Regions from separate parts of the Homo sapiens genome. Here all the other regions are linked to region 1. Evidence: chromatin loops called from intact Hi-C (ENCODE). Cell type or tissue: Caco-2. All regions are shown on one strand. Each heading gives the region's core, and the rest is flanking DNA. Links, peaks and the distances in the headings are about the cores only. Region 1 overlaps MPC2 (mitochondrial pyruvate carrier 2). Region 2 has its middle 82 kb from the start of MPZL1. Region 3 overlaps ADCY10 (adenylate cyclase 10). Region 4 overlaps ADCY10 (adenylate cyclase 10).

Region 1 (6,138 bases), core at 436-5,435:
TCACTTGTAGAATTTCTCAAATTCTATGAAAAGTTAGAATTTAAAAACATGAGTTTCACTTTAAAAATAAGGCAATAAAACACAAAATAACTTATAGTCAGTATTTTTCATTCTTGAACATAGTTCATAGTTTAAAATGTGTAGACTTTTTTTTTTCTTTTTTCGAGACGGAGTTTCGCTCTTATTGCCCAGGCTGGAGTGCAATGGTGCAATCTCGGCTCACTGCAACCTCTGCCTCCTGGGTTCTAGCGATTCCCCTGCCTCAACCTTCCCAAGTAGCTGGGATTACAGGCATGCACCACCACGCCCGGCTAATTTTGTATTTTTAGTAGAGATGGGGTTTCTCCATGTTGGTCAGGCTAGTCTCAAACTCCCCACCTCTGGTGATCCGCCCACCTCCGCCTCCCAAACGGCTGGGATTACAGGCATGAGCCACCACGCCCGGCCTAAATGTATAGACATTTTAAATACTTGTTTAATGTTTCTAAATTGTCAGCATTGGAGGCCTTCTTCAACATCCAGTAGTACTGTTCAAAGAAACAAGATGAAAATGTATTAATTCTTTTTCTAAAAGAATATATAGTATGTTTGATGTGGACAATTTCTTTCATCTTGGGCTATAAATTAATGTCTTATGAGGAGATTTTTCTTCAGTATATTTTCAGCAGTTCAAATTTTCCACCTAATCAAGTTATTTCATTTATCATAATGGATGTTAGCCAGGTATCTGTTAGTTTATACTTCTGCTTATTCTAATATTAAGGTATTATAATCACTTCACGTGTCATAATTATCTATTTTTATGCTCTCCTATGAGAATAGCTGTGTCATTGTACAGAACATAAGCCTGTGTTTTCCAGGTCTAGAATGACACATGTGACATTGTATTGTCACTATTTGAGTGATACCTATTTCTAAATGCTTTGTTTTGTCAAAACTTTATGTTTAGAAATGTTGAAGTAAGTTGGAATGTTTTTTCGCTACCATATCCACTGTTGATCAATTGCTGTTTTCTGGAAGACAGCCTCTGTATCTGTTTTATATATGTCTAAATTTACCTGTCTAGCTTTATTTGACATATTATTTACTCTTACAGGAAAAAAAAGCTAAGAAATGTTAATTGAATGTTAATTAGCTACAATGAAAGGGTTAAGTTTTCTTTAAAATTTTGTTAACCCATTGTGTGACTTTTTTTTTTTTTTTTCTGGAGTGCAGTGGTGCGATCTCGGCTCACTGCAAGCTCCACCTCCCGGCTTCACGCCATTCTCCTGCCTCAGCCTCCCGAGTAGCTGGGACTACAGCCGCCTGCCACCACGCGCAGCTAATTTTTTGTATTTTTAGTAGAGACAGGGTTTCACCGTGTTAGCCAGGATGGTCTCGATCTTCTGACCTCGTGATCCGCCCATCTCGGCCTCACAAAGTGCTGGGATTACAGGCATGAGCCACCGCGCCCGGCCGACCTTTTTTTTTAACAGTTAAGAAAACACTGTTTGCAGTTATAGATATTAAACTGATTTTTTTGTCACTTGTCCACATCTTTTAGTATCTCAGAAAAATTAGCAATTTAGAAGGCCTTATGTATTGGCTACTGCTATTTTTCTGTTTAGTACATAGCAGTTGTTAAACTAAAATTAGAGCTTGTTTTCATAGTTTAAAATTATTCACTCACTAAAATACCTCTCTTGGTCCAGGTTCTAGCAACCATAATTTGATGTTTGAAGTTTTTTCAGTTGTTTGGTTTGGTGGGGAAGGGCTGTTGTTAATATTGTAAAACTATTACCTAGCTCTAGGCAGTTTAGTAAATTAGTTACCAGGCAAACCTACTGAAAAGATCGACTATTAACCCCAAAGGATCAACCATTTAAGCCTGTCAGCCATTTAAGCTTGAAACCAGAATCTAGAGGCTTTACTCAGAAAACAATTTTGGGGTGACAGAAACTTCAGCTTTCAAATAGAACAAGAGAAGTCTGCTGAAGAGTTCAGAGTAAAAATGAACACCCATTCAGCCAGAGACTAAAACAATACATGGACTGACTCTTGATTGATGAAGCGAAACTCCATGCGAGGATAAAAACTAAACTTAGTAATTGATACTGTGTATGAGCCAGAGACACTGTGTATGACAAAGAAAAATGAACCAGGTGTAATGATAGGAATCCCAGAATCTCACCCTAAATTTCCAGAGAGTTTGAGAAGACTGACTTATAGGATTAATGCATTATGGCATCAGACTCAGGGGAAGAGAGCTGTGGTCTAAGAGTAGAGTAACTAATGAGTGAAATCTAATATATCCTTGGCATAAAGGGAACCTGATGTCCCTAGAGATGAGAAAACAGCAAATTCCAGCCTTGAGGATGAAGCAGTGTCGAGGCAAATCTGGGTCAGACAGAAAGTTTGAATATCTTTGATTAGCATCTATCCTGAACATGGTGGATCCAATTCAGTTCTGTTGGCACATACCTATTATTTGTCAAGGAAGATTAAGAAAAGGACCTTGTCTTCGGGTTAATGTGACAGATGCATAAATAATCATTTTAACAGAAAATGATAGAAGAATATACAGGCTGCTTTGGTAGTTAAGAGAAGGAGCAATTTAGCCTAACCTGGAGTTTTTTTGTTTGTTTTTTAAGGCTTCCTTGAGGAGATGCAACCTGAGATGAGTTTCTGATGGATAGGAGTTAGGTAAAGACTAAGCAGGATATTGAGAAGGGACAGCATGAACTGAAGAGCCATAAAATAGCATGAAACTAGTTGAATGTTTGCCTAGCTTATCAGTCGCCCTAGGCCAGGATTTCTTAACCCTCTACTTTCTGGGAGCGGCTGTCCTGCGCATTGGAGGATGTTTAACAGCATCCCAGGCCTCTACCCACTAGACGGCAGCAGCAGCGGCAGCAGCAGCAGCATCTGCAGCAGTTGGGGCACCACAGTTGGGGCAACTAAAAATGCCCCTGGGGGGACACTCCTGGTTGAGAACCGCTGACTTGGCTAATATTTAGTTAAATTAGGATTATATATTCTGAAACTCAGTGGCTTCATGTTTTCTTTTATATTCCCCTTTTTCCCTTCGTAAAAATGTCTTCAATTCCAACCTTAACCAAAGAAGAAACTAAATTATTTTCTATCTTGTAGAGAGAAAAAGATGTGGCTAGAGTTCTATGTGTGTGGTGGCTGTGCCCAGAACAATACTGCTTAGAGAACTGGATAACAGAAACTGAATATAGATAGGTTTTTCACTCAGTTGTAAGAACATCAAAATTTAGAACTCCTTGATAGTTTAAATTCTCTCACCAGCTGTTTCAGCACTGTTTTTAGATTTATTCTACAACTTAAAATACGGAAAATTCGAACGTACACAAGAAAATGTAAAAATGGTTAGATACCAGATGTATGTGAGAAAATAAAGTTTAACATTATAATGGGCTGAGTAGTCCCACAAGGAACCACAGGGTTTGTGCCGTGATCTTCTTTCTAGTGTTTGAAGAATTATTCTAATGATACCCAGCTTCTCTGAAGAATGAGAAAATGAAACTTAGATTGCTGTAGGACTTTAGGATTAAATTAGAAAATCAGCAAACATATTTTAAAACTATTAAAAGCATAAGACAGACTTATCAATATTTAAGTATCAGGCTGATAAAAACAACTTATGATTTTAAAGTACTTTAAAAGTTATTTGTGGCCGGGCACGGTGGCTCACGCCTGTAATCCCAGCATTTTGGGAGGCTGAGGCGGGCAGATCACAAGGTCAGGAGTTTGAGACCAGCCTGGCCAACATGGTGAAACCCTGTCTCTATTAAAGATACAAAAAAATTAGCCGGGTGTGGTGGCAGGCGCCTGTAATCCCAGCTACTTGGGAGGCTAAGGCAAGAGAATCACTTGAACCCGGGAGGTGGAGGTTGCAGTGAGCCGAGATTGTGCCATTGCACTCCAGCCTGGGCAACAGAGTGAGACTCTGTCTCAAAAAAAAACAAAAAAAACCAAAAAAAAAACCAAAAAAAAAAAACGTTGTTTGTATGTGTATATATATATGTGTGTGTATATGTATATGTATATATATATATATATATATATATATATATATGTGTATATGTATATCTGTATATTATATATACACATACATATATATTAGGGTAATAAATGTTAGTATAAACTGCTTCCAACTCTACTGGCTAACTTTCCTTTTTATTTATTATTCTACATTCTATTAGGTAATAGGGGTACAAGTATGAATAGTATTGAGCCACTAGCTTCGAGAAAGTCATAATCTTGATAGGTACATAGATTTACAAATAACTGGAGTAAAATATGTAAAATGTACTGTGGTAGATTTTAAAATGACATTGAATTAATGAATTTTGCTGTAAGAATACTGTGAATTCGAGAGGGACAAAAATATCAAGGACTATGTTAAATTGTGGAAGACAGAATGTGTAGCATTACCATCACTTAAGGCTAAAGGCAAGTAGTTTGCACTATCTGGTGATACTTTTCAAAACCTGCATACTAAGCAAAAATTGGAGGGAAGCAACTGCCATTTTTACATTTTTCAAATTTTGCTGCTTAATGTTAAGATTACCCAACTATTTGTTATAGTAATTCAGCCAAAATGCACAAAAATGGGGTGTTATCACTGGGTTCATTTTCATTTGGGATGAGAGTGTTACTTGAGTGTAAAACTAGTATGAAAGTACATTAGAATCAAGGTTCCCTAAAATATTTTTATATGGCAGTATATTTACTGAAAAAAATTTGCATACAGTTGAACCTATCAGTTCAAACCTGTGTTATTCAAGGGTCAACTGTACTGTGATACTGTGGTGCCTCTCTAAATGTTAACTGAAATACAAAGTATGCAAAAAGCATAGTAAAAGTGGTTAAAAATAGGTTGATAAATCCTTTGGTTTTTAAAATTTGGTGACAGCTGTTAAAAGACGTGTATAATATATTTGGTTTATTCCTGAATTTTTCTTTTCTTTTTTTTTTCAGGTCCCAGAACAGTTTTCTTCTGGGCTCCAATTATGAAATGGGTAAGTCTTGAGTTTTTACGGAAGCTACTGAAAGACAAATTCCTTAATAGGAATTTACTAATTTGAAGTAACTTTTATGAAGGATATACTTTAGAGTATTCTTGGTATGCCTCTAGATGATTTCATGGCAAATATTCTCAGACATATCGTTTTCTACATAAAGCAACTATCTACTTTAGTTTTTCTGAACTCTTTAGATAAGAGGCCTTCTGGGAACATACTTGTTATCAAAAAACTTACAATTGTGCACCACATGGACATGAAATTTCATTCTAAAATGTTATTACTAAGTAAAACATTAAGCTAGTTAGAACCCCCAAGTTAACTTTTATTATTAATTTAGTATGAGAACTGAAGGTACTATCACCAAAATATAGGTGAGGAAAGTTACTCTCAAAAAGTAGATGGATTTATTCGAATATAAATATTAGCATTTGGTAAATGAGAGAACCTAGGACTTCTGACTCCAAGCCCAGTGCTTTTACTCTTCCCCAAAGTTTTCTTTCTTAAAGTTCTTACTTAGCTGAAAAGAAACAATTGTGGTGGCTGTTTGTAGCAAATCATTGATTTTATGTTGAAAGGGCCAGTTTGGGTCTATAACTGTGCTTCTCAAAGTGTCATCTCTCTGGACCTGCAGTGGCATCATTTGAGAACTTGTTAGGCCCCATCACAGACCTACTAAATCTGAAACTCTAGATGTGGAGTCCAGTGAGCTCTGTTTTCATAACCTCTTCGGATGATTCTCTAATGCCCTCTAAAGTTTGAAAACCACTGGTCTGTAGGCTTTTTTTTTTTTAATGTGGTAAAATACATATAAAACTTACTATCTGAACCATTTTCAAAGTGTACAGTTCAGTAGCGTTAAGTACATTTACATCATTGTTAACCAATCTCCAGAACCCTTTTTATCTTGTAAAAGCAAGTCTCTGTACCCATAATTCCCCATTCTCCTTCTCCCAGTCCCTGGCAACCACCATTCTACCTTCTGTCTCTATGAATTTCACTACTCTAAGTACCTCATGTAAATGGAATCAAAATGTATTTGTCTTTTTGTAGTTGGCTTATTTCCCCTAGCATAATGTCCACAAGGTACATTAACGTTGTCACATGT
Region 2 (6,138 bases), core at 679-5,678, 120 kb after region 1:
GAGGTGGGAGGATTGCTTGAACCTGGGAGACGGAGGTTGCAGTGATCAGAGATCATGCCAGTGCACTCCAGCCTGGGCAACAGACAAGAGTCAGACCATCTCAAAAAACAATTTTTCCCTCTCCCTCTCCGTCTCCTTCTCCCTCCCCCTCTCCCCCTCTCCCCCTCTCCCTCTCCCTTCTTTCTTCGGTCTCCCTCTGTTGCCAAGGCTGGACTGTACTGCCGTGATCTCAGCTCGCTGCAACCTCCCCGCCTCGGGCTCCCGTGATTCTTCTGCCTAGGCCTGCTGAGTGCCTGGGGTTGCAGGCACGCGCTGCCATGCCTGACTGGTTTTTGTATTTTTGGTGGAGATGGGGTTTTGCCATGTTGACCGGGCTGGTCTCCAGCTCCTGACCTGGAGTGATCTGCCTGCCTTGGCCTCCTGAGGTGCTGGGATTGCAGACAGAGTCTCGCTCACTCAATGCTCAATGTTGCCCAGGCTGGAGTGCAGTGGCATGATCTCGGCTCACTACAACCTCCACCTCCCAGCCGCCTGCCTTGGCCTCCCAAAGTGCTAAGATTATAGCCTCTGCCTGGCCGCCACCCCGTCTAGGAAGTGAGGAGCATCTCTGCATGGCCGCCCATCGTCTGGGATGTGAGGAGCCCCACTGCCTGGCCATCCCATCTGGGAAGTGAGGAGCGCCTCTGCCCAGCAGCCCCGTCTGGGAGGTGAGGAGCGCCTCTGCCCGGCCGCCACCCTGTCTGGGAAGTGAGGAGCGCTTCTGCCCGGCTGCCCCGTCTGGGAAGTGGGGAGCGCCTCTGCCCGGCCGCCACCCTGTCTGGGAAGTGAGGAGCGCCTCTGCCCGGCTGCCCCGTCTGGGAAGTGGGGAGCGCCTCTGCCCGGCCACCACCCTGTCTGGGAAGTGAGGAGCACCTCTGCCCAGCCGCCTCGTCTGGGAAGTGAGGAGCGCCTCTGCCTGGCCGCTGTGCAATCTTCCAAGTGTGAAGTGACAGCCTTTCTGCACGTGTACCCAACAGCTCCGAAGAGACAACGACCATCGAGAACGGGCCATGATGACGATGGTGGTTTTGTCGAATAGAAAAGGGGGAAATGTGGGGAAAAGAAAGAGAGATCAGATTGTTATTGTGTCTGTGTAGAAAGAAGTAGACATAGGAGACTCCATTTTGTTCTGTACTAAGAAAAATTCTTCTGCCTTGGGATGCTGTTAATCTATAACCTTACCCCCAACCCCGTGCTCTCTGAAACATGTGCTGTGTCAACTCAGGGTTAAATGGATTAAGGGCGGTGCAAGATGTGCTTTGTTAAACAGATGCTTGAAGGCAGCATGCTCCTTAAGAGTCATCACCACTCCCTAATCTCAAGTACCCAGGGACACAAACACTGTGGAAGGCCGCAGGGACCTCTGCCTAGGAAAACCAGAGACCTTTGTTCACGTGTTTATCTGCTGACCTTCTCTCCACTATTATCCTATGACCCTGCCACATCCCCCTCTCCAAGAAACACCCAAGAACGATCAATAAATACTAAAAAAAAAACAAAAACAAAAACCAAAAAAACAATTTTTTTAACTTAAAAAAACCTGCTGCCTAGTATACAGAAGGAGATCCATAAGCATTAGCCTTTAATACTGTCACATGTATTCTAACAAGTTCTCCCCATCCTGTATTTAGACAGTTTGTTTTTTTTTACTTTAAAGAGAACAGACGGTACAGACAGGAAACAAAGAAACCGACTGTGGTCTGCTTTTAGCCAGTGAGAGAGAAGTAAACTAAAACATATGTCTAAATGCTGATGGGCAAAGGAAGGTAGGCCTTTGGGCACTCTCTCTGGATGGTGGCCTTTATCTCTAGCCTATGCCTTCCTTATTGGGTTATACTCGTTCCTTCTCTTTAAATATCCTGCACCCTGTGTTAGGCCTTCCTGGTGGTAACTGCAGGCAGTGATCATGATAAAGTCAAGTCATCTCCTTCGAGTTTAGCATCCTCTGGTTGCCACTCTGCATTGCTTGAACATAGGCTCAGGGGACAGTACTCTGGGGTTCTGCCCCAACCACCTTAGTCTGGTTTATACTCAGCTGCCCAACAGCTGCCAAAAGCATGAGTCTCACCCCTGTGCCCTTTGTGAACTGCAGGCAAGTATTCATGTTTTCTGTAAGTCAACACCACCAGGCTTCCCTGTGATTTTGATTCTATGGGTAGATAGTGCTAATGAGTGTGAGGATTTCTGAAACTAATAGTTCATCTCCCAAATTACTAAAAAACTAAAGCATACCACACACCTACGAGAATGGCCAAAATCTAAGACACCAAATGCTGGCAAGGGCGTGGAGTGACGGGAACTCTCACTCGTTGCTGGAGGGAATGTGAAGTTGTACAGCCATTTTGGAAGACAGTTTATAGTTTCTTACAAAACCAGACATATTCTTACCATACAATTCAGCAATTGTGCTTTTTGGCATGTACCCAAATGAACTGAAAACTCATATCCATACAAAACCCTGCACATGGACATTTATAGCAACTGTATAATTACCCAAACGTGGAAGCCACCAAGATGTCCCTCAGTAAGTGAATGGATAAACTGTGGTAAATCTAGACAATGGAATGTTATTCAGCACTAAAAAGAAATTAGCTATCAAGCCATGAAAAAAACAGAGAAGAACCTTAAATGCACATTACTGAGTGAAAGCCAGTCTGAAAAGGCCACATGCTCTATGGTTCCAACTATGTGACCTTCTGGAAAAGGCAAAACTATGGAGACAGTGGTTGCCAGTGGGGTGGGAGGAGGAGAGATGAACAGGAGGAACCTAGGGGAGTTTTAGGGCAATGAAACTATTCTGTACATTACTCTGAAGGAGGATTCACATCATTATACATCTGTTCAAACCCATAGAATGTGTAACAGCAGAGTGACTCTTAATGTAAACTATGGACTTTGGGTCAAAATGCCGTGTCAGTGTGGGTTCATCAATTGTATCACATGAACTGCTGTAGTGGGGAATGCTGTTAGCAGGTGAGGTTGTGAGTATGTAGGATCAGGGGCTATATGGGAATTCTCTACCTTTCATTCAATTTTGCTATGAGTCTAAAACTGCTCTATAAATAAAGTTTATTAATTAAAAACAAACCCACAAATACCTAAAGCATATGTTGACCAGCTCCCTTTCCCTCCACAGAGCTAGGATGCCTCATTCCCCAGTGCTTCCCCTGTCCTGGAAGTGCAGTGATGAGAACTGGTTTCAAAAAAAAAAAAAAAGAGGAGAGGGGAGGAGAGATGGGAAGGGGAGGAGAGGGGAGGGATGGGGGGAGGGGGAAGGAAGGAGAGAGGAGGGAGGGGGAGGAGAAAGGAGAGGAGGGGAGGGAAAGGGGGGAGGGAAGAGAGAAAGGAAAAAGCGAGAAAAGACCATACTGCAATTTGAAGGTTAAGTTCCATGTGCCTGAATCCAGAGGAGCGTGCATCAGGTTTTGCAGGAACCCTGTACTTGGTTCCGGTTCTGACTATGCCACAAACCAGTTACGTGACCTTGGGCAAGTCCCTTTTTCATCAGTTTCCTCATCTCTAAACTAAGCGAGTTGTGATAAAATCCCTTCCCTCCTCCATCTGGCTGTGATTCAGCCTCCTAACAACAGAATGGGTGTGGGCGAACCTGCTCTTGGCCAGCAGGTGGCAGCACTGGCTCCTTACTGTGGCTGCAGCCAAACGAACCATTCCTGGTCACGCTCTGGAGGCTTTTGTCTTCAGACCTGCAGCCTCAGCACTTAGCACCACTGCGGCGCCCCTCGTTACCTACAGGAAGCTTCCAGCATGACATCCTCGGGGCATCCTGGATAGAATTATTTTTAGGAGAAGGCAGACATAAATAATCCACGAAGGCTTCAGGAACAGGAATGAAAAAGTGATGATCTTTTTAAAATATTTATTTCTGTCACAACCCCCATGCCTGTCAACTCAAGGGTAAAGGTATTGTTCTCATTCTCTATTTCTCGCACTAAGACCAGTGTGCCTGCACAAACAGTAAGTCTTCAGAAAGTGTAAATTAATAAGTTCATTAAATAATATTTTCTTTTCTTTTTGAGATGGAGTTTCGCTCTTTTTGCCCAGGCTGGAGTGCAATGGTGTGATCTCGGCTCACCACAACCTCTGCATCCCAGGTTCAAATGATTCTCCTGCCTTAGCCTCCTGAGTAGCTGGGATTACAGGCGTGTGCCACCACGCCCAGTTAATTTTTGTATTTTTAGTAGAGACAGTGTTTCACCGTGTTGGCCAGGCTGGTCTCCAACTCCTGACCGCAGGTAATCCGCCCGCCTTGGCCTCCCAAAGTGTTAGGATTACAGGCATAAGCCACTGCACCTGGCCAATAATATTTTCATTTGATCATTTCAAGCTAATTCTTACAGACTACCTTAGAAGTAGAAACCTAATATTTATTGAATGAGTAAACAATATGGAGGTAAACAAAAATTACTTAACATCAACTATACTAATCAGGCTCTGCACTAGGGTTACAATGAGAAGTAAGAAACACTCTGCATGGTGGTTACCGATGTGGGCCTGGGACCACACTGGACTGGATCCAGTTGCTACTTCTTTGTGTCCTTGGGTAAGTTATTTAACCTGTTTGTGCTTTCTTTCCCTTGTTTGTAAAATGGGGATAATAACAGTATCCACCTCATAAGGTTGTTGTGGGTTAAGGGTGATAAGGTTTGGCTCTGTGTCCCCACCCAACTCTCATCTCGAGTTGTGATCCTCAGTGTTGGAGAAGAGGCCGGTGAGAGGTGATTGGATCATGGGGGCAGGTTTCCCCCATGCTGTTCTCATGGTAGTGAGTTCTCACGAGATCTGATGGTTTAAAAATGTTTGGCACTTCCACCCTCACTCTCTCTCTCCTGGTCTTCCATGGTAAGAAGGTACTTGCTTCTCCTTCGACCATTGTAAGTTTCCTGAGGCCTCCCAGTCACGCTTCCTATTAACCCTGTGGAATTGTGAGTCAATTAAACCTCTTTTGTTCTGAAATTACCTCGTCTCAGGTAGTTTTTAATAGCAGTGTGAGAATGGATTAATACAACAGGTAAAGCACTCAGAATTCCGCTGGGGGAACAGATCATTAAAACGCATAGCTATGAAGGGGCCCGGCATGCACCCTATCCTGGCTTTAGAAGGCTGGAGAAAGCTTCCTGAGAGAGGAAACAGGACTCAGCCAGGTGAAGAGCTTTACAGATTTGGGACACAGCGTTTGGTGCTGGAGGAGTTTTGGAGCCTGGGTCCTCCCACTTGGTCTGGCTGGAGTTCTCCTCAGCAGGGTGACATGTGTGTGATGACTAGAGGGCGGGCAGGAGCTGCATGCCCTCAGGCCTTATGGGGCAGGTGGTAGAGTTTGAGACCTTATCCTGCCAGCAGTAGGAGGCACTGAATGACTTTCCCAAGGAAGTGCATGGACCATATTTCCGTTTTAGAAAGACCATCACTCTTGGCCAGGCATGGTGACTCACATGTATAACCCCAGCATTTGGGAGGCTGAGGCAGAAGGATTGCTTGAGTCCAGGAGTTAGTGACCAGTGTGGACAACATAGTGAGGCCCCATCTCTTTCATTAAAAAAAAAAAGTAGGGTCGGGTGTGGTGGCTTACGCCTGTAATCCCAGTACTTTGGGAGCCGAGGCAGGTGGATCACTTGAGGTCAGGAGTTCAAGACCAGCCTGGCCTACATTGTGAAACCGTCTCTACTAAAAATACAAAAAAAAAAAATTAGCCGGCTGTGGTGACACACACCTGTTATCCCAGCTACTTGGGAGCCAGAATTACTTGAACCCGGGAGGCCGAGGTTGCAGTGAGCTGAGATTGTGCCACTGCCCTCCTGCCTGGGCGACGGAGCGAGACTTTGTCAAAAAAAAAAAAAAAAAGAAAAGTAGAAGGACCACCATTCTTTATCCAGAATGGGTTAGAAGACAGCTGAGTCAAGATGAAGACTGGGAGATAGTTGCTGTTGCAAGCTTGGAATTAGGGTGGCCTGCAAGAAAGAAGTATCAGTGGAGACAGAGATGAAGGCGTTGATTTGACAGATAATGGAGGAAGAACATATTGAAATCAGAGGTGGACTTTTTAAGGAGGATGCTCAAAATTAACAAACACATTCAGAGAGG
Region 3 (6,138 bases), core at 687-5,686, 57 kb after region 1:
AGATTGCAGACCCAACATGACAGTCACATTAGAACACATTATGTGGATATTTCTTTTTTTTTTCTTTTGAGACAGAGTCTCACTCTGTCGCCCAGGCTGGAGTGCAGTGGCGCGATCTCAGCTCACTACAACCTCTGCGTCCCGGGTTCAAGCGATTCTTCTGCCTCAGCTTCCCAAGTAGCTGGGATTACAGGTGCACACCACCACACCCAGCTAATTTTTGTATTTTTAGTAGAGACGGGGTTTCACCATATTGGCCAGGCTGGTCTTGAACTCCTGATCTCGTGATCTGCCCGCCTTGGCCTCCCAAAGTGCTGGGATTACAGACGTGAGCCACTGCGTGCAGCCTATGTGTATATTTCTCAGTCTGATCTAGTTGCCCTTTTGCACTGATTCCACCAGTATGACATAAAGATCAGGTCCACATACCTTTCCTTCAAGCTATAACCAAACACAGATTGTCAGAGGCTAGCAGCATGGGAAATGCCCTTCTTTTACAAGGGCTGCTATAAATGAAATTGCAACAGCATGGTTGACAACAAAACTATAATAAATAAATAGTGGCTTTTTAGGGTAAAAACTGCATACAACAGTCCCCGATATTGAGGCTTTGCTTAGATAGAAACAAGGTGCATGCATTTCAAGTTAAGGAGACAATCTCATTTTAGAATCCAGCTAAAGATACTCCATAAGGTTCTACCAGTAGGTGTTCTGTATGAATAGAACACAGGGAGCTGGAAGAGTCAGCTATGCAGGCTTTTTTTTTTTTTAAGCTTCCTTAGGAAACTTTATTTTTTTTGAGATGGAGTTTTGCTCTTGTTGCCCAGGCTGGAGTGCAATGGCGCCATCTCGGCTTACTGTAACCTCCGCCTCCCAGGTTCAAGCAATTCTCCTGCCTCAGCCTCCTGAGTAGCTGGGATTACAGGCATGCACCACCACGCCCGGCTAATTTTGTATTTTTAATAGAGACGGGGTTTCTCCATGTTGAGGCTGGTCTCGAACTCCTGACCTCAGGGGATCCACCCGCCTCGGCCTCCCAAAGTGCTGGGATTACAGGCGTGAGCCACCGCTCCCAGCCTGGAAACTTTATTATTTTTTATTTATTTATTTTTTATTATTATACTTTAAGTTCTAGGGTACACAATGCACAACGTGCAGGTTTGTTACATATGTATACATGTGCCATGTTGGTGTGCAGCTATGCAGCCTTTGAAGCCTCATCTTCTAAGTTCCTATGTGAGCTTCATTCAGGCCAAAGAAAAACACAAAACATCTCACGAAATTGAGGTTCAAATGCATTTTCAGAAAGGGAATATTTCACCCAAAAGAAGCAATACAGTCTGCTAAGTAGTTCTCACTAAGCCATACTCAGAAATGTATATTACCAAGCAAAGCACTTAGCTTCTTTTTATTAAATGTCTACACTTGAATTAATGGTCCTTCAACAAAGACATTAGATAATACCTGGATATTTATTTGTTCTATCAGTGAATAACAAAATGGGCCTCCACATTCATCTGCCCAGCACAGAAGGAATAGTTAGCTCTCAATGAGTCTCCAACTTTTTTGACAGAAATTGCTCACTGCTTAGAAATTACAATTCTTACAGCTCCTTACAGCAGGGTTTCAGATTTCACCCAGGGCTGTTACAGTATTTAAAAACACACAAGAAAAATAAGGGTTGTAACCCAAGGTGATTTTTATTTTTTTCTTTTCCAAGTTTTCCATATTTTCTACAGCAAGCATATGTTAGTTTTATAATCAGAAAAAACCTATAATCTATTTTCACTAAGAATTTAAGTTGCTCTTATGATAGAAATAATCTGTACATGATTTCTGAAGGCAAATTGAATTTTATCCCTGGTAATGCTTTTTGTAGCCCTGAATTAAGTATAATCTTCATTTACAGAGGGCAAATTTCCTTTATCACAGAATCAGAAATAAAAATATTTTATCCATAATTGTTTAATGTAGGAAAACTAACTTTAATAAATTTATTTCCTAATGTAATAGTCTACATATTACTTCTAGTGTGTTGAATAAAAACAAAAAACAAAAAACAAAAAAAAACAAGCTTTAGGGTTAGATAGCCTTGGCTTAATTCCTGGTTGTGTAATCTAAGCAAATCTCAGTTTTCTACACTATAATTAAACATTATAATGAGGATTATAAGAATACTTTCTCTCACAGCTTCTAATCAAATGAAACTGCAAAACCACATGGTTAGCTAAAAAGCTCCCAGGAAGATTTAAACAATTTTGAAAGTGCATAAGGCTTGAAGAAAGTCTGTGAACAATGCCATGGAAATTCCAAGTTTTTTTTTTTTTTTTTAGATGGAGTTTTGCTTGTCGCCCAGGCTGGAGTGCAATGGCAGGATCCCGGCTCGCTGCAACCTCCGCCTCCTGGGTTCAAGCAATTCTCTTACCTCAGCCTCCTGAGTAGCTGGGACTACAGGCACCCGCCACCAAGTCTGGCTAATTTTTTTTTTTTTTTTTTTTTGTATTTTCAGTAGAGGCAGGGTTTCATCATGTTGGCCAGGCTGGTCACGAACTCCTGACCTCAGCAGATCCGCCCACCTCGGCCTCCCAAAGTGCTGGGATTACAGGAGTGAGCCACAGCGCCTGGCCCAAGGATATTTTTAGAAGGAGGGTTTCTATGTGACTTTTTATATCTCTAGACTATTTTACGTTGATTGAGTTTGCTCTTTTTTAAAACTAAAAATAACAGGACGTAATAAAGAGATCAACTACTTCATGTATACTATGAAGAAATTTTTGATATCTAACAGCAGCCAAGTCTTAATGTATGAGGGATTACCAGGATATGGAAAAAGCCAGATACTTATGAAAATTGAGTACCTGGCCCAAGGTAAGAATCACAGGTGAGTGTCTTGGAATGATTGTTCTGTGTGAACCCATAGAATCCTGATTTATTTTGATGCTCCTCTCCTTCCTATAACTTGCCTTATGTAAATTATCTATAACCTACAATTATTGGATGCCATGACCCTTGTGCTAAATAGATAACTAACAATAAACACATAGAGCTAAGAAAAAGAGAAACTGGGCTGACCCATGGATATCCTGATTTAATGCCAGGAAGGGCTTGGTTATTTAAAGTTTCCTAAGTAATCCCAATATTCAGACAGATCGAGAACAATTGGCATAGATGTTGAGATCAAGGCTAGATTTGGTCTGCAGAACAAACACTTAAGTTTATCCAGCTAGCTGACAGTGTAGCAGGACCAGCTGCAGACAAAACCCCTCAGACACCGAGATAGTGAAGGGAGTGGCTTTAATCAGCTGGGAGAATCGGCAGGCTAGCGTCTCAAAATCCGAGCTCGTCAAGGTGCTCAACTTCTGCCCTTTTAAGGGCTCACAACTCTAAGGGGGTCTGCATGAGAGGGTCGTGATCGATTGAGTAAGCCAGGGGGTACGTGACAGGGGCTGTGAGCACTGGTGGTCACAGTGAAACAGAACAGAACGAGAGATTTCACAATGTCCTTCCATACAATGTGTGGAATCTATAGATAACAACAGTTGCTAGGTCAGGGGTCGAATTTTAACTACCAGGCTTAGGTCAGGCAGGCCCAGGCCTGGTTTCGGGTCTGGTTCTTAGGCGCCGGGCTACCTGCCTTTAGTTTCGCTTCTCTGTCCTTTTCTGAGTATAAAACAATATAAAACAATATGAGAGGGTCTCTCTCTTCCCTCATTTCCCCCGTTTGAGACTCTCACTTTTTATTAGTGGGAGTTCTCACTCTTATTTTTGCCACTTATGCCTTCTTGTGCAATAGATTGATAGTGATTCATATAGTACACTTGTGTTGAGGCATTTTGGTGAACTAAGGTAGCAATGAAGCTTTTTATCATTTGAAGAAGTACAGGCAGCAAGCAAGGGAGCAGTAAGCAGGTTTCTATTACTATTATAACTCCTATATAAGAGTTTTAAATCCTCCTAGTGCTGGGAACCACCTTCTAAACATGGCTTCAGGGTCGAATCCGTGCTACACTCGTACGGGCATATGTGCCAGTTTTGTCATGTTTTTAACTATGTCTTTAACTACGTCTTTAACTACTTGCCTTTGATTATCTATGTGTAGACAGTAATTAGTAAGGTTAAATTTTTATAGACCTCTCTTTCAGCTGCTAGAAGTAGTCGAGAGCCAATCTATTTTGATAGATAGCATTTCTTATCTGAGTTTCTTGCCGGGCCAGAATAGTCAAGGCTTGACTGGTTTTATTAGTGATGATTTCTAAAACAGCTTGCAACCGTATGATTCAGTTGAGCATGTAAATGGGGGTCTGGTATACCCATGAGCCATCTTGTGTCTAAGTGGCAGGCCTATAGTATTGTATAATTTTTTAGGTGGTCATTCATCATCTTTTTAATTATCTATGGCTATGTTTCGCTTTTCGCGGAAAGCATAGACAGGGAAGCCCAGGAGTTCGCCTATTTGTATGGGCAGTAGGAAGAAAGATGGTTTAATAGTGCCAATAACACAACTACCTGTCCACTGGTCAGGCAGCTTAGCGTAGGTTCTATGTCCACGTATCCAGTATAGCCTAGTGGGGGGCTGTCTAGTCCCGGTGGAATTCTGGGTGGGCTTAAACGGTCTGCAACTTTGGAAATTTACTGAATGGATTTTTATCTGTGTGGTTTGAACTCCACCATGTAACTGTTTTTGTGGTACCATTATACAGTTTTTGTCCTAGGCAACTAAGTCATCCTACAGGATGAGTGAATTCTTTCCTTTTTTCAGCTATGCAATATTGTCTAATAATTGAGACTTTTAGAACCTAGAAATGATCAGGGTGATTCTTTTGGGCCGGGAATTCATCAGGAACTGGGTCTGTAGGCACTAATTCTCGGGCTTCTTATGCCATTGATCTCTTATTACAGTTTCTCCACAAACGTAACATGAGGTGACATTTAGAGACTGGGCTACATGCTCGGCTAATTGCAAAAACAAATTTCTGGTTTTTCCTGGAGTCTCTGGTACTGGCACATTTAGTTAATCATAGAAAGTCTGAAATACTGGTTCCGGAGAGAGTTTACGAACCTCCTCTTTTACTAAGGTATTTACTCTAGGATCTAGTCCTTTTTTATCGACGCCCAGAGATACGTGTACTTCTTTTTTTCTACCTTGGGTTTAAGGGATTTGTAATTACTAATTTCAAGGGGTTGCAGCTTCCACTCGTACAGGAGGGGCTGCCTTCTCCTTTTTGGAGCTAAACAGGGTCTTTTTCATCCTTTTTCTAAGTAGCCTAGATGACACAAGACCAGTAATTACACACATTTGCACATGAGCTTAATTCGTGGCAGATATACTTATTTCCTGCTGTGTAACTTTTTTTTTTTTCAGTTTAAAGAACCGCATCTTATTCTATGCCGATTGCTATTGATAGTGGCACAAGCATTAAATTTTAGTGTTACATGCTTGGGGATCCCTCTTTCTTCTGTCTTAGCTATTACTTTACTTGTGTCACCTAGAAAAGGACCAGTCCTTAATTTATTTTAAAAAACTGTGATCATTGGAGGCTTAAAATGGGTCATAACACACATCAGGTTGGTTATTTCCTAGGCTACATACCTTGGATAGAATAGCATTATACAAACAAGTTTCTTTTAGAGTCCTCGTACACTTATAATAACCATGAAATAATAGGACTGTAGCAATCTTTTGTCCTACCTCAGTGACTTGATGTATATACTGGGAACAGTTCTCAGTCTGAGGAAGGTCAGTTGAAGTCCTTACTGTACAAGTCCAAATTTTAAGGAAAATGAGTCCCGTGATGAGTTTTCTCATGCTTCGGCCGTGCGTGGACCAGTCAGCTTCCGGGTGTGACTGGAGCAGGGCTTTTTCTGAGTCACTTTGCAGAGGTTGGTGAAGCTGCTCCCATCCACGTACAGCTCCCAGTTTACTGATGTTTAAGGATGGTTTTGGAGGTTGGGCCCACTAGAATAAACTGAGTCCAACACTTCTACACAGTTATGTTTAACTGGGCTCTCTGATACCAGGAGCAAGGTGGCGGGGTTTAGGGTGTTGCAAACTTCAATGGTTATGTGGGGATTTTCACAGAGCAAGCTTTGGTATCTAGTTAGTCTAGCATTCATTAGCTAATGATGTCCTTTGGTACT
Region 4 (6,138 bases), core at 515-5,514, 110 kb after region 1:
ACCATGTTGGCCAGGCTGGTCTCGAACTCCTGACCTCGTGATCCACCCACCTCAGCCTCCCAAAGTGCTGGGATTACAATATCCACCACTTTTTAATGGCCACTACCTTTTCTTTTCCATAGATACCCGCAATTGATCCAGGTGCTGGGGCGGCTGTGGGAGCTTTCTGTAACACAGGAACACATCTTCAGCAAGGCATTTTTCTATTTTGTCTGCTTGGACATCCTGCTTTATTCTGGTAAGTGTGGGTTTGGGATGTAAAAGAACTTGGGGGTGTTGATACCTGTGCTGGTGTGGTGTGGCAGCTCTCAGGTTGGGGCTTTGGGACCACTAGGTTTCTGGCTGGTGGACTTACAGGGCAGGGATGGAGAGAGGCTGGTTGTGTGAGCTGAAGCACTGTCTAGCAGGTGCCGAGATTGTAAAGGCACGGCAAGAAGGAGAATTAAGTCTGAAGGAACCTGATGGATATGAGCTGCCAGTTAAACTGTCAGATCAATTTGCACCTAAGTGATAGTGGCTGACTGTCTTACTATGTGCCTTTTACCAGGGGTTTTTAACTTTTAGCAGGATGTACTTAGAGACTTCACGCTTTAGAATGAAGGACTAGATTGCTTGAGGTGAGAGTTCCAGGCTGGTAGCTATTGGTGATTTGGAAAATAAGTTACTTCCTGATAACCTTCAAGTGACACCAAGTAGGTCACTTGAAGTGTACACACTAAACCACAGGAACCAACCTGAATTGTTTTCCCCACATGTGATCTTGAAAGGGGATGCAGACATTGCCATCAACAAAGGAAGCATGTGTGGAGAGACAGAGAAGTCCTAGGCTGCACTAAGGCCAGGAAGGATTAGTTTAAACCCCACACCTGCCTGGTCGGTACTGTGGAACTGTAGTATATATCCATAACACTCCCCAATAGGTAGGACTCAGCAAACACAGGGCAATCCAGTCATGAGGTTGTTGCAATCCACGGGACCCTCTGGATTCATACAATAATCAGAGGCAACTCTCCCTGCAGTGGGAAATTCAACTGAGAGTGACTAGGCTAGAAAGATGATCACCCACACCTACTAATAACTCTCACCCATTCCTCTCTCTCTTAGGTTTTGTTTATAGAACATTTGAAGAATGTTTGGAATTCATACACCAATACGAAAACAACAGAATCCTCAAGTTCCACAGTGGACTCCTCCTGGGACTTTATTCCTCTGTAGCTATCTGGTAACAATGTGTGGCATATCACTAAATTCCCAAAGTGAAAATGTTGAATCCCAAGGAAGAGTTCTTGAAAAATCTTTTAGAAAGTATTCATAATTTATACCTGAGACAGCTTAAGGGTGTCAGAGGATATTTACACAGAGAGACATGTTAGGGATCAACTAGTTCATCCCCCTTGGCCAAGGACAGAAAAGTAAATTTATCTCAATTACATCCATGCAATAAACATTTATCGCAAACATATCATGTTGTGGTGATACAGGGATAAATAAGAAAAGATTGCTTTCTTCAGAGGGGTGCTGGGGTTTGAGGAAGACTAATGAATAGCACCACTTGCCCACCCGGCACCTGCCCATATCTAATCACATGGATTGACAAAGCCAATGTTGGAAGACATGGCTTATATCTTCACGAAAGCGGGCTTCGTAATATTGAGCACTGGAATTAGACTTAACCCATTCAGCAGCAGGCAGTTCTGGAAAACTGTAGGTCTACTCACATGGAGGCAGGCCTCTTGTAGCAGAGAGATCAGTATCACACTCCCTGTTGGCTTCACTGGCTCTCAAGATAGAGAGAGACACGGACTGAGTTATACTTGCCCAATTCATCTCCCAAATCACCAGCAAGATCTCTCCTTATCATTGAAAGGGCAAGTAAAGCGGGGAAAGAGTTCTGGTGCTTTGCACCAAATAGAGGCCCCTTACATGGAAGGAAATTTCAGGAGTGAGGAAGCAGCATTCTCCCCGCACCCCATTAACTCATTAAGCCTAAGGCTCAATTCCTTTAACCTACTACGTTTTTAACTCAGTTAAGCATGTAGCTATTATGGTCATACCCTTAAGGAAGGAGATGAATGCTAAGGTTCTAAAATGGGTCAGAACAGAACATTCATTAAATTATTTCCATGACTATCCCCAAGACTGAAAATCGCCCCCTATTATTTTATTTCCTATCTTAATTATATGCAACCGTATGGTCTATCAGAGGTTTGTGATGAGACTAAATGACAATATGAAGACATTCCTATATAAAATGCTACAAGTTAGAACAGCTCCAAATTGGAATAGAAATCCACCCCTTCCTTCTTTCTGAGACAGTCTTGCTGTGTCACCCAGGTTGGAGTCCCGTGGTGCGATCGCGGATCACTGCAGCCTCGCCTTCCCAGGCTCAAGTGATCCTCCCAAACACCTCAGCTTCCTGAGTAGCTGGAGTTGCAGGCACATACCACCACGCCTGGCTAATTTTAATCTTTTGTAGAGATGGGATGTCGTGATGTTGCCCAGGCTGGTCTCCAACTCCTGGGCTCAGGTCCCGTCTACCTCAGCCTTCCCAAATGCTGGGATTACAGGCATGAGCCACTGCACCTGGCAAGAAATCCCCTCTTATTATTAAAATTAATGAGGAGAAATTAAAATCCAAAAATTGATTACTCTTGCCAATTAAAGTTCAAAATCAAATAACTTACCAATGTGAGTTAAAGGTTAAGGAATCTAAAGTCCAGAAATCATCCAAATTTATTTTTCTTGTCTATCTCAGCAGGAGAATTTTTTAAACAGCTGTGTCCTAGGCCAATGCTGCTCAGACTTTAGTGGGCATAAAAATCACCTGGAGGGCAGTCGGCCAGCTCTCGGGGTGCTGAGCCAGGCGGGCTAGGCGAGGCGCGGGCTGGCCCCGCCCCTCTGGCCGGCCCCGCCCCTCAAGGCCGGCTAGTCCCCTTCCCAGAGACTTGGCTAGGCGGCCGGCGCTGCGGCGCCAGCAGCCCTGTGGTGGCGACGACGATGGACCAGGACCCAGTGGGCCCTGTGGAACGAGGAGAAGCCGTCGCAGCCTCGGGAGCTGCGGCCGCCGCGGCATTCGGGGAATCTGCGGGGCAGGAAATTAAGGGATCCAAAAAGCTGAGTCATGGTCCAAAAGGAAACGTTGATGTCAGGACAACCATAGCCAAATTTTATCTCAAGGATGAGTAACGAAAGAGGCTTTGAAACGTAGAACTGGGAGTCATAGGAAAAAAGAAGAAAGTCCCAAGGAGAGTCATCCACTTTGTTAGTGGCAAAACAATGGAAGAATACAGCACAGATGAAGATGAAGTTGATGGCCTGGAGAAGATGTTTTGCCTACTGTTGATCCGATTTGGCTTTAAATATTTGGCTATTAGAAAATCATGCCGGGCGCGGTGGCTGACACCTGTAATCCCAGCACTTTGGGAGGCCGAGGCCGGCAGATCACCTGAGGTCGGGAGTTCAAGACCAGCCTGACCAACATGGAGAAACCCCATCTCTACTAAAAATACAAAAAAATTAGCCAGGCATGGTGGCGCATGCCTGTAAACCCAGCTACCTGGGAGGCTGAGGCAGGAGAATTGTTTGAACCCAGGAGGCGAAGGTTGCGGTGAGCCAAGATCGCGCCATTGCACTCCAGCCTGGGCAACAAGAGCAAAACTTGGGTCTCAAAAAATAAAAAAAAATAAAAAATAAAAAAATCATAAGCAGGCCAGGAGCAGTGGCTCACGCCTGTAATCGCAGCACTTTGGGAGGCTGAGGTGGGTGGATCACCTGAGGTCAGGAGTTCGAGACCAGCCTGGCCAATATGGTGAAACCGTGTCTCTACTAAAAATATAAAAAATTAGGCAGGCGTGATGGCAGGCGCCTGTAATCCCAGCGAGGCAGGAGAATTGCTTCAACCAGGGAAGCAGAGGTTGCAGTGGGCTGAGATCGTGCCATTGTACTCCAGCCTGGTCAACAAGGGTGAAACTCCATCTAAAAAAAAAAAAAAAAAAAAATCGGATTTTCTACACAGAAAATATTCAAAGGATTGTACCATATACTCTGAAGGTAGTTCCAAATGCAGGTAGAATATTAAAGAGGTATTTCATGCAATGTAAGAATTGTTGGAATAAATGTCTTATTTTTAATTACTTTGAAGGGTTAAAAAAAAAATCACCTGGAGAGCTTGTTAACTCAGAGATGCCACACCCCCAGAGCCTGTCTGATTCAGTAGACCTGGACTGAACCAGAGAACCTGCATTAATGAGAATCCAGGTGATACTGATGATGCCAGTCTGTGGACTACATTTTGAGCAGTACTGGCCTAAATCATCTCTCTTTGGTATTGGAACAATTTCTTCAAGCCCCAGAATCCACAGCTCCAAGTGTCTGATCTCCCTCACTTTTTAATTTAAAAAGCCAAAGTGGCCGGGCATGGTGGCACAGCCTGTAATCCCAGCACTTTGGGAGGCCAAGGCGGGTGGATCACCTGAGGTCAGGAGTTCGAGACCAGCCTAGCCAACATGGTGAAACCCCGTATCTACTTAAAATACAAAAAATTAGCTGGGCGTGGTGGTACACACCTGTAGTCCCAGCTACTCGGGAGGCTGAGGCAGGAGAATCACTTGAACCCAGGAGGCAGAGGTTGCAGTAAGCCAAGATTGTGCCATTGCACTCCAGACTGGGGGACAAGAGCAAGACTTCGTCTCAAAAAAAGAAAAAAAGCCAAAGCCAAAGAGTTCAATGGTGGCTAATATTACCTGAGTGTTTCCAAGGATTCTATTCATCTCAAGTCATCAAAAAAATTTATTATTTCCTTGCTCTGTATCACATAATTTCCTGCTTTTTTAGGGAGTGTGAAGCAGGGGTAGGCAGGAGACTACACACTTCCAGAGACCCAGGTAAAGGAAGCTGCACATCCAGAGAGACATTTCAGAAAGCCAGCCTATTCCTAATGGGTGATACTGATTTTTCTTATTCTCTTGTGGTAATGCAGGTATGCCAGACTTCAGGAATGGGACAACTTTTACAAATTTTCCAATAGAGCTAAAAATCTTTTGCCAAGAAGAACCATGACACTTACTTACTATGACGGAATATCTAGGTACATGGAGGGGCAAGTTCTTCACCTTCAAAAACAAATCAAAGAACAGTCAGAGAATGCCCAAGCCAGTGGGGAGGAGCTACTCAAGGTGAGGCCTATTCTCCAGTTTCCAGTATAAAATATGCCTTAAATGGATCTCTGTCTACTTCCTGTGCTAATTATTTTCTCATTATAGAATTCATATATTTTTATAATAGAAGTTTTTGAAGGCACTTCCCCAAAGTAAGAAAGAAAATATAAATTGCCCATAACCTTACTACTCAGAGATAAGTACTTTTTGTATATTGAGATCCCACTTTTCAAGTATTTTTCTGTGTGTGTGCATGCACATTTCTCTATTTTGTAATTTGCTATTAAATATATTATGAATAATTTCCTGTCATTAAATTGTTTTTCACATCACGATTTAAAAGGAAGCATGGTACTTTATCTTACAGATATATGATTGTATGGCCTAATTATTATTGGATAGAACTTTTCTGTATGATTTTATTGCTATTGCTGTGATAAAGCATCCTGGTAGACAAATCATTCCACACGACAATTTAAAAAATTCAAATATGTATTAAGCATATTAATACAAGAGTGCTGGGGCGCAAGAGTGAGCAAATTAAACACCTCCAAGAGTTTACAACCTGGCATGGGCAAGCCCCCAAGAGAATAAAGGGCTAAATCTCTGGTGTTGGGTTGACACGTTTGCCTTGTTCTTGTAAACACTGAGCACAGGTGTACTAGTTTTCTATTGCTCTGTCACTCATTACCACAAAGTAAACAGCTTAAAACAACACCCACTTCTTAACAGAGCCTCCCTTTGTCACCCAGGCTGGAGTGCAGTGGCGCAATCTCGACTCACTGCAACCTCCGCCTCCCGGGTTCAAACAATTCTCGTACCTCAGCCTCCCAAGTAGCTGGGATTACAGGCACGTGCCACCATGCCTGGCTAATTTTTGTATTTTTAGTAGAGATGGGGATTTCACCACATTAGCCAGGCTGGTCTTGAACTCTTGACCTCAAGTGATCCACCCACCTCAGCCTTCCAAAGTGCTGGGATT

What was found. Peaks named below come from ENCODE experiments on the same cell type or tissue, not always from the same donor. Only the 100,000 strongest peaks of a DNase experiment are listed, where the experiment ranks them.
Region 2: it touches region 1 in a loop (6-fold over the local background); 23 of 110 quality-filtered maps call a loop at or near these places.
Region 3: a loop joins it to region 1, with 2.9 times the contacts of the local background. A loop is called at or near these places in 2 of 110 quality-filtered maps.
Region 4: it touches region 1 in a loop (2.1-fold over the local background); 20 of 110 quality-filtered maps call a loop at or near these places.

What each region holds. Positions count from the first base shown.
Region 1 is chr1:167,923,386-167,929,523 of GRCh38, reverse strand. MPC2 (mitochondrial pyruvate carrier 2) reads left to right here. Exons shown (of 6, transcript NM_001143674.4): 3 at 4,987-5,027. It also overlaps a transcript of DCAF6 not described here. Among named protein-coding and RNA genes, the nearest start is that of DCAF6, 10 kb to the left of the region's middle. In Caco-2, for the core only: no CTCF peak of the experiment used is centred there; DNase peaks (open chromatin) are centred at 1,372 and 2,823; H3K4me3 peaks cover 1,980 bases.
Region 2 is chr1:167,801,046-167,807,183 of GRCh38, reverse strand. No RefSeq gene overlaps it. Among named protein-coding and RNA genes, the nearest start is that of MPZL1, 82 kb to the right of the region's middle. In Caco-2, for the core only: a CTCF peak has its summit at 3,655 (motif pointing right); a DNase peak (open chromatin) is centred at 3,673.
Region 3 is chr1:167,867,000-167,873,137 of GRCh38, reverse strand. It overlaps ADCY10 (adenylate cyclase 10), which reads left to right. Exons shown (of 33, transcript NM_018417.6): 14 at 2,728-2,881. It also overlaps a transcript of DCAF6 not described here. Among named protein-coding and RNA genes, the nearest start is that of ADCY10, 44 kb to the left of the region's middle. RefSeq lists a silencer at 3,113-3,407. In Caco-2, for the core only: no CTCF peak of the experiment used is centred there; DNase peaks (open chromatin) are centred at 2,557, 3,277 and 3,557; H3K4me3 peaks cover 328 bases.
Region 4 is chr1:167,817,108-167,823,245 of GRCh38, reverse strand. ADCY10 (adenylate cyclase 10) reads left to right here. Exons shown (of 33, transcript NM_018417.6): 29 at 123-238; 30 at 1,105-1,222; 31 at 4,979-5,174. Among named protein-coding and RNA genes, the nearest start is that of ADCY10, 94 kb to the left of the region's middle. RefSeq lists a silencer at 2,813-2,962. In Caco-2, for the core only: no CTCF peak of the experiment used is centred there; a DNase peak (open chromatin) is centred at 2,984.